Regions from separate parts of the Mus musculus genome. Here regions 2 and 3 are each linked to region 1. A link is a contact called in ENCODE POLR2A ChIA-PET data. All regions are on one chromosome and are shown on one strand. The core of a region is the stretch at or near the end of the contact, and the rest is flanking DNA. Distances in the headings are between cores, read along the strand shown.

The links. ChIA-PET counts read pairs that join two places held with the same protein, here RNA polymerase II (POLR2A).
Region 2: POLR2A ChIA-PET joins it to region 1 with 22 read pairs in Patski. The contact joins the promoter of Pmvk here to the promoter of Adam15 in region 1. POLR2A ChIA-PET finds 5 or more read pairs at or near these places in 3 of 5 experiments (Patski and embryonic stem cell).
Region 3: POLR2A ChIA-PET joins it to region 1 with 23 read pairs in Patski. The contact joins the promoter of Pbxip1 here to the promoter of Adam15 in region 1. POLR2A ChIA-PET finds 5 or more read pairs at or near these places in 4 of 5 experiments (Patski and embryonic stem cell).

What each region holds. Positions count from the first base shown.
Region 1 is chr3:89,348,666-89,351,423 of GRCm38, reverse strand. It overlaps Adam15 (a disintegrin and metallopeptidase domain 15 (metargidin)), which reads left to right and starts at 1,396. Exons shown (of 23, transcript NM_001037722.3): 1 at 1,396-1,615. The coding sequence starts at 1,537. Dcst1 (DC-STAMP domain containing 1) reads left to right here. Exons shown (of 16, transcript NM_029974.2): 16 at 910-1,205. The coding sequence ends at 1,161. It also overlaps a transcript of Dcst2 not described here.
Region 2 is chr3:89,457,760-89,460,517 of GRCm38, reverse strand. Pmvk (phosphomevalonate kinase) reads right to left here and starts at 1,400. Exons shown (of 5, transcript NM_026784.3): 1 at 1,054-1,400. The coding sequence starts at 1,148.
Region 3 is chr3:89,435,294-89,438,051 of GRCm38, reverse strand. Pbxip1 (pre B cell leukemia transcription factor interacting protein 1) reads right to left here and starts at 1,348. Exons shown (of 11, transcript NM_146131.2): 1 at 1,272-1,348.

The DNA.
Region 1 (2,758 bases), core at 147-2,646:
ACCTCTGAGCGCTCGAAGGGCAAGCCCAGCTCTGCTCTTAAGAATTCCTGGCAACTGTATGAAGAGGGTATTCGGAAAGTGAGACTGTGGAATGGCCACAAAGCTTGGGACTTGGTTCCTGCCAGGTTTGACTCAGATCTGACTTAGGAAAGTTACACCATCTTTCTGAGATTTTTTTTGGGGGGGGGTTGAGTTTTTTGTTTGTTTGTTTGTTTTTCGAGACAGGGTTTCTCTGTGTAGCCCTGGCTGTCCTGGAACTCACTCTGTAGACCAGGCTGGCCTCAAACTCAGAAATCCACCTGCCTCTGCCTCCCAAGTACTGGGATTAAAGGTGTGCACCACCACCACCCGGAGAGATTTTTTAAAAAAGACTTAATTAAAATTTGCACTTATTTAATGTGTATGGGTGTTTTGCCTATGCATATGTCTGTGTCCTCATGGGTGGCTGGTGTCCAGGGAGGCCAGAAGATCATCCAGTTCCCTGGAACTCAAGTGACAGGCAGTTGTTAGCTATGTGGGTGCTGGGATTCAAACCTGGGTCCTCTGGAAGAGCAGTCAGGGTTCTTAACCACGGAACCATCTCTCCAGCCCAGTAAGGTGTAAATTGTGCCCTCCTCCCTTCTAAGCCTAAGTACCAAATTAAGCCGCTCCACAGGTGTACAGAATTGTTGTGGGTCATCCTTGGGAGTAAGTTTGGGCACGCCAGGCTCCGCAGCCCATCATGGAGAAGAAGACTCTTTCGATTTATCTCAATATCGCCCTCGAGGGCTCTTCTTGTCTACCCCAGCTTCCTCCAATATAGCATTGTCAGGCCTTGGGACTTCATACATTAAGAGCTGCCCAGTGCCCCTGACAACCCTTTCTGCTCAGCCCACTTGGCATTAACCAATCCACCTCATCTTCCAACAGCCCCACTACCTGGTGGAGGCTCTGTATCGCCGGTGCCCTCTCCTGCACCGCTTCATGCGTCAGCGCTGTGTGGTGTGCCAGGCAATGGAGACGCCGGATTCCTACGTGTGCCCCACACCAGACTGCAAGGCCCTGTACTGCCGGTCGTGCTGGGACGACATGCAACGGCTCTGCCCGGTGTGCACGCCCCGCGAAGAGCTCTCGTCATCCGCCCACAGCGACAGCAACGACGACGCTGTGTATGGCGATTGAAGGGATGCTGCCCGCCTTCTTGCTTAATAAAGTGTGATGCACGCTCCTGCGGCTGGTGCTTCGCAGGCATCCGGGATTGGGTGAGCCGGAAGAACTGGCCCGCACAATCTCCACGAAGCCGGGCTACAGACGGGAGGCAGGATGGAGGGAAGGCGCGAGTCTTGTGGTGTCCAAACCCATCCCGGTAGCTGCCGGAAAGAGGCTGCGCTGAGCGGCAGGGGCGGAGCCTCAGACGGGGCGGGGCGGAGCCTCAGACGGGGCGGGGCGGGGCCTAGTTGCTGCGCTGCACCGAGCTGGTGTCCGGCGGGGCCGTGGCTGCTCCTCCACGCGTAGCCCCGCACCTGCTGCCCCAGTCCAGCCCGGAGCTCCGCGGCCATGCGGCTGGCGCTGCTCTGGGCTCTGGGACTCCTGGGCGCGGGCAGCCCTCGGCCCTCCCCGCCGCTGCCAAATATAGGTGAGTTCCCAGGACAGTGGGTCGAGGGGATGATTTGGAAAGAGGTACAAGGAAACCCGGAGGCAATGGGGTGTTGGGGTCTGCCGGAGCCTAACCAGAGGGCAGCCTGCGTGATCTGCGGACCAAAGCCTAGGGCCAGGTAATTTGGAGAACGAAAGGAAGAGGAGGATGGGGAGGAGGAGGAGGAGGAAGAGGAGGAGGGAGGATGGCGTCCTCTGTCCTGAAGTCCCGAGTTATCCCTGCAGACACTTTTGAGTCTCAGGCACTGAAGAGCGTGCGCGGGGGGTGGGGGTGGGGCGCTCAGATCATGGAAAGAGTCACTCCTTAGGACTGACGTCTTCGTCTCTCTAGTGCCTAGCTGACAGTTCTACTCAATGAAGTGCCCGGACTAGCTAGTGGGGTTTTAGTGAAAAGGATTATTTTCAGCCGTTCATTCCAGACCTGGGCGGCCAGCACCGCTCACTCGGGTGCGGTTGCCACCAGAAGCCTGGCGGAGCGGGAGGGGCCCGGAGGAGCCAGGGGAGGGAGCTTTCGCCAGGAAAGAGACTGGGACACCAACTCCTCCTTGGAACTTTCACTTCCCGCTGCTGTCTTGGGCTGGGGGCCGAGAGGGTAGGCGGGGGTGGAGTGTCCGGAGAGGAGAGGGCCATTGTTGGGGGGTGCTGGCGGAGGAAGCGGAGGCTGTTGGGAACGGGTGCGCCTGACTGGGCATCAAGGCTGTTTAGGGAGGTCAGAGTGTTTGCACTGCTCACCCAAAGATGGGTGTTCCCGGCAGGCATCTCTACTGTGAGGGAAAAGGAAGGGCAAGTGGGCACTAGGCCACAGACTTCTCTTAGACCTAAGAAAGGGCATTCCTGATTGGGTGGGGAGTGTGATTGGGAAGGGATGGGAACAAGGGAGGGCCCCCGTGAAAATCTTGGGATTGGCCAAAGGGAAGGCAAGGAGGAGCTGCAAGCTGGATACTCTGAACTTTGGGGACTTATGGGTGAAATCCGTAAGTTGGGGAAAAAAAAACCCCTCCTTCCCATATCCTCCTTTAAATCCTGGCACACACTGCAGGACCGCTTAAGTCACTGATATAGCCTTCTGTGCTGAGGGTCGGTGGGTCTGAGGACACTAGTGATTCCAGCCTTGCTAGGGATT
Region 2 (2,758 bases), core at 151-2,650, 110 kb before region 1:
AGTGTGGTGGCACATGCCTTTAATCCCAGTGCTGCTCTTCTTACAGACCAAGGCTCTATTCCCAGCACCCACATGAAGGCTCACAACCATCTGTAACTCCAGTTCTGGGGATCACCTGCCCTCTTCTGGCTTCCAAGAACACTCGCACACACCAAGGCACAAACCCACACCCATCACATAAACACATCTTTGAAAATAAATATCTAGAAAGGAAGGACAGAATGAGTGAATGGTGTTTCCAGGCAGGGCAGAGTGAGTGAACGGTGTCTCCAGGCAGGCCAAGCTGAATTTAAATCCTGAGTTTGCTACTTTATAACCCTAGCAAATTTAAAAATTTTAATACTAAAAATTCACCATGTTGTCCACTCTGGCCTTGAACTCCTACATGTATGAGCTCTCCCTGCTGCTGGACCACACACACACACACACACACACACAGAGACACACACACACAGAGACACACACACAGACACACACACACACAGACACACACACACAGAGACACACACACACACACCAGGTTTTAGCTCCTAAGGGCCCCTGCTTCTGCATCTGTGACATGGGATTGCTAATACCACTATTTGGTAAAGAAGCTAAATAGGTTAAATGAGATGATATAGACGCACAACACCTGGCATAGAATATTCCATAAATTCCTGCCATTGCAGGGTGTTCTGGGCAGATTCTCTTTGCAGCAGACACACTCAGGACGTGGTCTTGAAAAAAAACCTTTACAGTCTTGTTAGTCTCCTTATCTAGGCCAGTTACCTCAGACCACAATCATCAAACAGGAATGGCACGTTGAAGGTGCCAGCATAGTAATAGTAGTAATTCATGTTTCTTGAAGGCAGAGCTACATCTTCATAGATCTGCAGTGGCAGTCCCCTAGTTCTTTGAGGGAGATTTGTGCAGGCTGCTGTTTTACTGACCGTGAGGGTCTGCCTTCCCCTGCCCTGTCATCCTGTCCCTCCTTGCCCTCCACGAGCTCCCTCCATAAAGCCCTCCATCACTTGCGGTAGCGCCCTTCCTCGGTTTCCCTGCACCCGCGGACACCTGCTCTTCAGCCTCTCGGTCACGAAGTCCTTCCCGGATTTTCTCTTCCCGCTAAACAGCAGCACCAGACGCGGGGAGGCTCCGAGCGGGGCCATGGTGCCACCAAGCTTCACCAGGCCTAAAGCTGACACTTCGGACCCCTGAAATGCAGCCAAGCACGAAGTGGACCCGCTCAGTAGAAGCAAAAAGGAGGAGGGATCCCACTCCTTCTCCACACTACACAGCCCACATCGAAACCAGCGCGCAGAGAATGGGCGTAGAAACTGGAAGGGAAAGAGCCTTGCAGCCTAGTATCTAAGTACCTTTCCCGCCCCCCCCCGCCCTCCCCCCCCTGCGCAGCACGCACTTAGAACAGTCCACGCCCGCCCAGATGTGACGTCATGGCCCCGCCTTCTCGGCTGACAAGGTGAGCCGAGAGTGACGCTGGAAAGACTAGCCTCAAGTTCCCTTCTACACAACCGGCCAAACATAAAGATAAAGAAAAATAGTAATGTTGAAGGCATTTTCAAATCTGCCTTTTAATTTGTACGTTATAACTCATGCTCTAAAGCAAATATGTGTTTGCCCCGCACTAAAAATAGCTCTTTCCAAAGAAGTAACCAGACAATGACATGATAGGGTGTGTTTCTTGACGTCATAGCGAGGGAGGGGTTTAATGAACAGTATGCTATTTCACTGTTGAAAAGGTTTTGTAACTGCTGAAGCCTCCAGCTGGAACTAAGTGATCTTTTCTTTAGCCGCATACTCCTCTCCAAAGCTTTTCAGAATCTCGAAAAAGAACATTGGTGACATTAGTAACTTAGGTTAAGGAGTTTTGACGCCACTCTGAACAAGATTACCCAATTTCCTCCGGAGACCAACATCCAGCCAGAAGTTGAGAGGCAAAACTAAGAGTGTTCTGACACCTACTTACTGTTATCTGTAGATATAAATTGCTGTCCTACATTTTTCTAAGCTTATCAAAATAAAGCCTGCAGCCTATGACTGCCTCCAGTGTATAAGACTGCAAAGTCTTGTGAAAACCAAAGTGAAACGTAAAGAAACTCTTAGGAAAATCATTTCTTTGCGTATTCGAAAGAGGCTTCGGCGAAGAGATGACTCCGCAGCTAAGAGCACTGGCTGCCCTTGCTGAACACCCACCTAGCCGCTCATAACCAGCTGGAACTGCAGTTCCAGAGGACCTAAAGCCCTCCCTTAGCCTCTGTGGGAACTGCATGCACGAGGTACACAGACATACGGGCAAAACACATAAATCATTTTAAAATAAAGAACAGGAGTGGTCAGGTACAGAAAGAGTGGACCGGGGAGGATCGCCAGAACTGAGGATGTCTGTCTGTTGATAGAGCCTCTGCCTAAGCCTAGGTTTGAGGGCCAGCACTGAATAAACTAGGTTTAGTGGCAAGTGCCAGCCAGCACTGGAAATGGAAGCAGACAAATTCCAGGCCAGCCTGGGCCATAAAATAAAATAAAATAAAATAAAATAAAATAAAGAGAAGGAAGTGAGAGGCTTGGTAAACAGAGGAAAGCAGAACTGTACAACAAAATACTTTGTAAACTTTAAAGTATCCACTCACAGCAGACTGTTTGTTTTAAGCACTGTGATTTCACAGTTTGTAAGTCAGCACATTGTCCCACCTCTGTGCAATAAATATTTCTCTGGGTCCCACCGAAAGCTGGCTCTCACCAGGCCAACGAAGCCTATATA
Region 3 (2,758 bases), core at 99-2,598, 87 kb before region 1:
GCTCCCCAACTACTCCCACTGGGTTTAAGTCCTGCATGATTGCCTTAAAAAACCCTGTGGCTCTGGGGCTGGTGAAATGGCTCAGCAGGTAAGAGCACCAGACTACTCTTCCGAAGGTCCTGAGTTCAAATCCCACCAACCACATGGTGGCTCACAACCATCCCTAACGAGATCTGACTCCCTCTTCTGGTGTGTCTGAAGACAGCTACAGTGTACTTACATTAAATAAATAAATCATTAAAAAAAAAAAAAATCCTGTGGCTCCTGTTGGGCAAGATTCAGGCCCAAGATAGGTAAAGGACATCTAGTGGTGTCTTCCACAATGCTCATGTCTCCTAGACACTGATACCCATCCCACACAGGGACAAAACAATTGCAATGACTTCCCTATACCAAGTCCCCAAAAAACCCCGAACTCCCCACCCCCTTCTTCTAGTGACACCCACACAGCCATCTTCCTTCAGCTTTTGGCTCTCAGTCCCTCCACTGTCCTGCCATCCCCAGTTGCTGTGTGTGACTGTTAACAGGTGGCAGCAGGAAGGAAGTGGCCACAGCAGCTAGAGCAGAGGTCCCTGTTTATCCCTGGCTGTTTACAGCCTGCTCAGGTCCTCCAGAACTCAGCACCATGGCAACCAGGGTGATGTCAGACCCATCGTCTCCATGGAAATCGGCAATGGTATGGTATTTAGGTCAACAAGACAAACCTAAAACTGAAGCAGAAGTCTTCCTAGAACCCCTGCACTCGGGGTCCCAACCCTTGATACCAAAAAGCATCCCCGCTTTCCCAGGCCGGCACATCGGCACATTAATACCTTATTAGGAAGCCTGTCTAAGCAATCCAGAGCCCACTTAGCTGCCACCCTTCCCAGCTGTGATTTTAGGGCAGTCTTTGACCTCTAAGAAGAAAACCCACCCACTACTCTCTCTCCCCTTTTCACTCAGGCAGGATTTCACAAAAACTTCTGCTGTTTCTAAAAAAGAGAGTGTTCCCAGTCTGCACAAAACTGGGAAGTCTGGTTTGATATGCCCTTGATTGTCTCTAACTTCCTTCTCTGTCTGACCTTTAAAGGGAAGGACCTGGGACCACAAAAACTTGCCTGAGTTCCTGCTTCGGAATCATCTGTCTCCCTCCTTCCCCGCCCTTCGGTCCTGTGTTGGGCAGTATGTGGACGCCGGGGCTGCCCACTCCTTTTATACAGCTTTGCCCTCTTTTGTTATCTGGGGATAAAGTGGGAGTCTGTAACGCCCCTTCCCGGCAAGGACTCCTTTACCTGACCCAGCTCCTCGCTTCAGTCTTCAGCTTAACTTGTTGCAACCTCCCAGCCCAGGAAGACAAGAGGGGAGTCACGTGGCTAGTGTTTGACCAGTGAAAAGTCGACTTCCCCGCGGGGGGGGGGGGTGAGGGGGAACTTTTGACCAATGAAAAGCTGGACTTGAACGCCCAGGCAGGGGAGAGAAGGTCTACGCAGTACCTCTCTCCCTTGGTTTATCTTTTTTGGTGGGCAATTTGGTCTCCAGCAAAGTAAATTTGGGAGACCTCCCCTCTTTTCTCAGTGTCTAGTGTCTAGTAGGAAGACCTAAAACTGAAAGGTGCTGTCTGATGAGGGGGCAAGGACCAGGTGCCATGTTGGTCCCAGGATAGACAGAGACAGCTGTAGGATGGGGGATGGGGTCCAGTGCAAGTTGTGGGTTTAGAAATAGCCCTCTCACCACTCTTATCCGCCCCAATGCAGACTAAGGATGCCACTACTTTGGATATGGAAGACGGCCAAGCATGGTGGTGCCAGCTCCTGGGAGACAGAGGCAGGTGTGCAGGTGGATCTCTTGAGTTTGATATCAGCCAAATCTATATATAGTGAGTTCCAGGCCAGTGAGGGCTACATAGTGAGATCCTGCTACACATGCACACGCACACCCTGTGGGATGTCTTAGCTGGGTAAAACCTCCACGTGTGCACATGTTTGCACCTCAAGAGATCATACAGACACAAGATAATAAATTTTTAAAAAATTAATGGAGGGAGGTGCTATAATCCCACCACTGGAAAGACTGAAGAAGTGGATGTTGAAGTCCAGCCTGGGCTACTAAACAAATCCCAAACCAAAACCAAACTAAAACAAAAGCAAAAAAAAAAAAAAAAAAAAAAACTCAAACAAAAACAATGGAAGAACCGAGGCAGAAAAGCATCCACAAATTAAAGTCAGGGCTGGATGTGACCCAGCAGTGGAGCGCTGTCTGTCATCTGTAAAATGGAAGGGGAAGCATTTAAGAAATTTCAAATTTTTATGTGGATGGGTGTTTTGCCAGCATGGCTGTAGCATTCTAGAGTTACAGATGGTTGTGAGCTGCCACGTGGGTGCTGGGACTTGAACCTGAGTCCTCTGGAAAAAAACAGGAGTTCTTAACTGGTGAGCCATCCAGCCTGAAAACTCATATTTAAAACCAACCAACCAAACAAACAAACAAAAACCCCACCTTACTTGTGTGTGAGGATACATACCAGCCGTGGGACACAGGGCAGAGGGCAAGCTGCCATGTCAGTTCTCTCCTTCCACCCATGGGTTTCAGAGATTGAACTCAGATCCTCAGGTCAGCCCAAAGTATCTTCACCTGTCACCTCCTTGGGCACCCCAAATAAATGTCTGAAATAAAAACTCTGGACGCAAGGGAACTGGAAGGTTTAAATCCAGAGCTCAGGCCCTGATGCCAGAGGCCTTGGCTCCAACCCCATCTGGCTTCCGACTAGCCCAAGAATTGC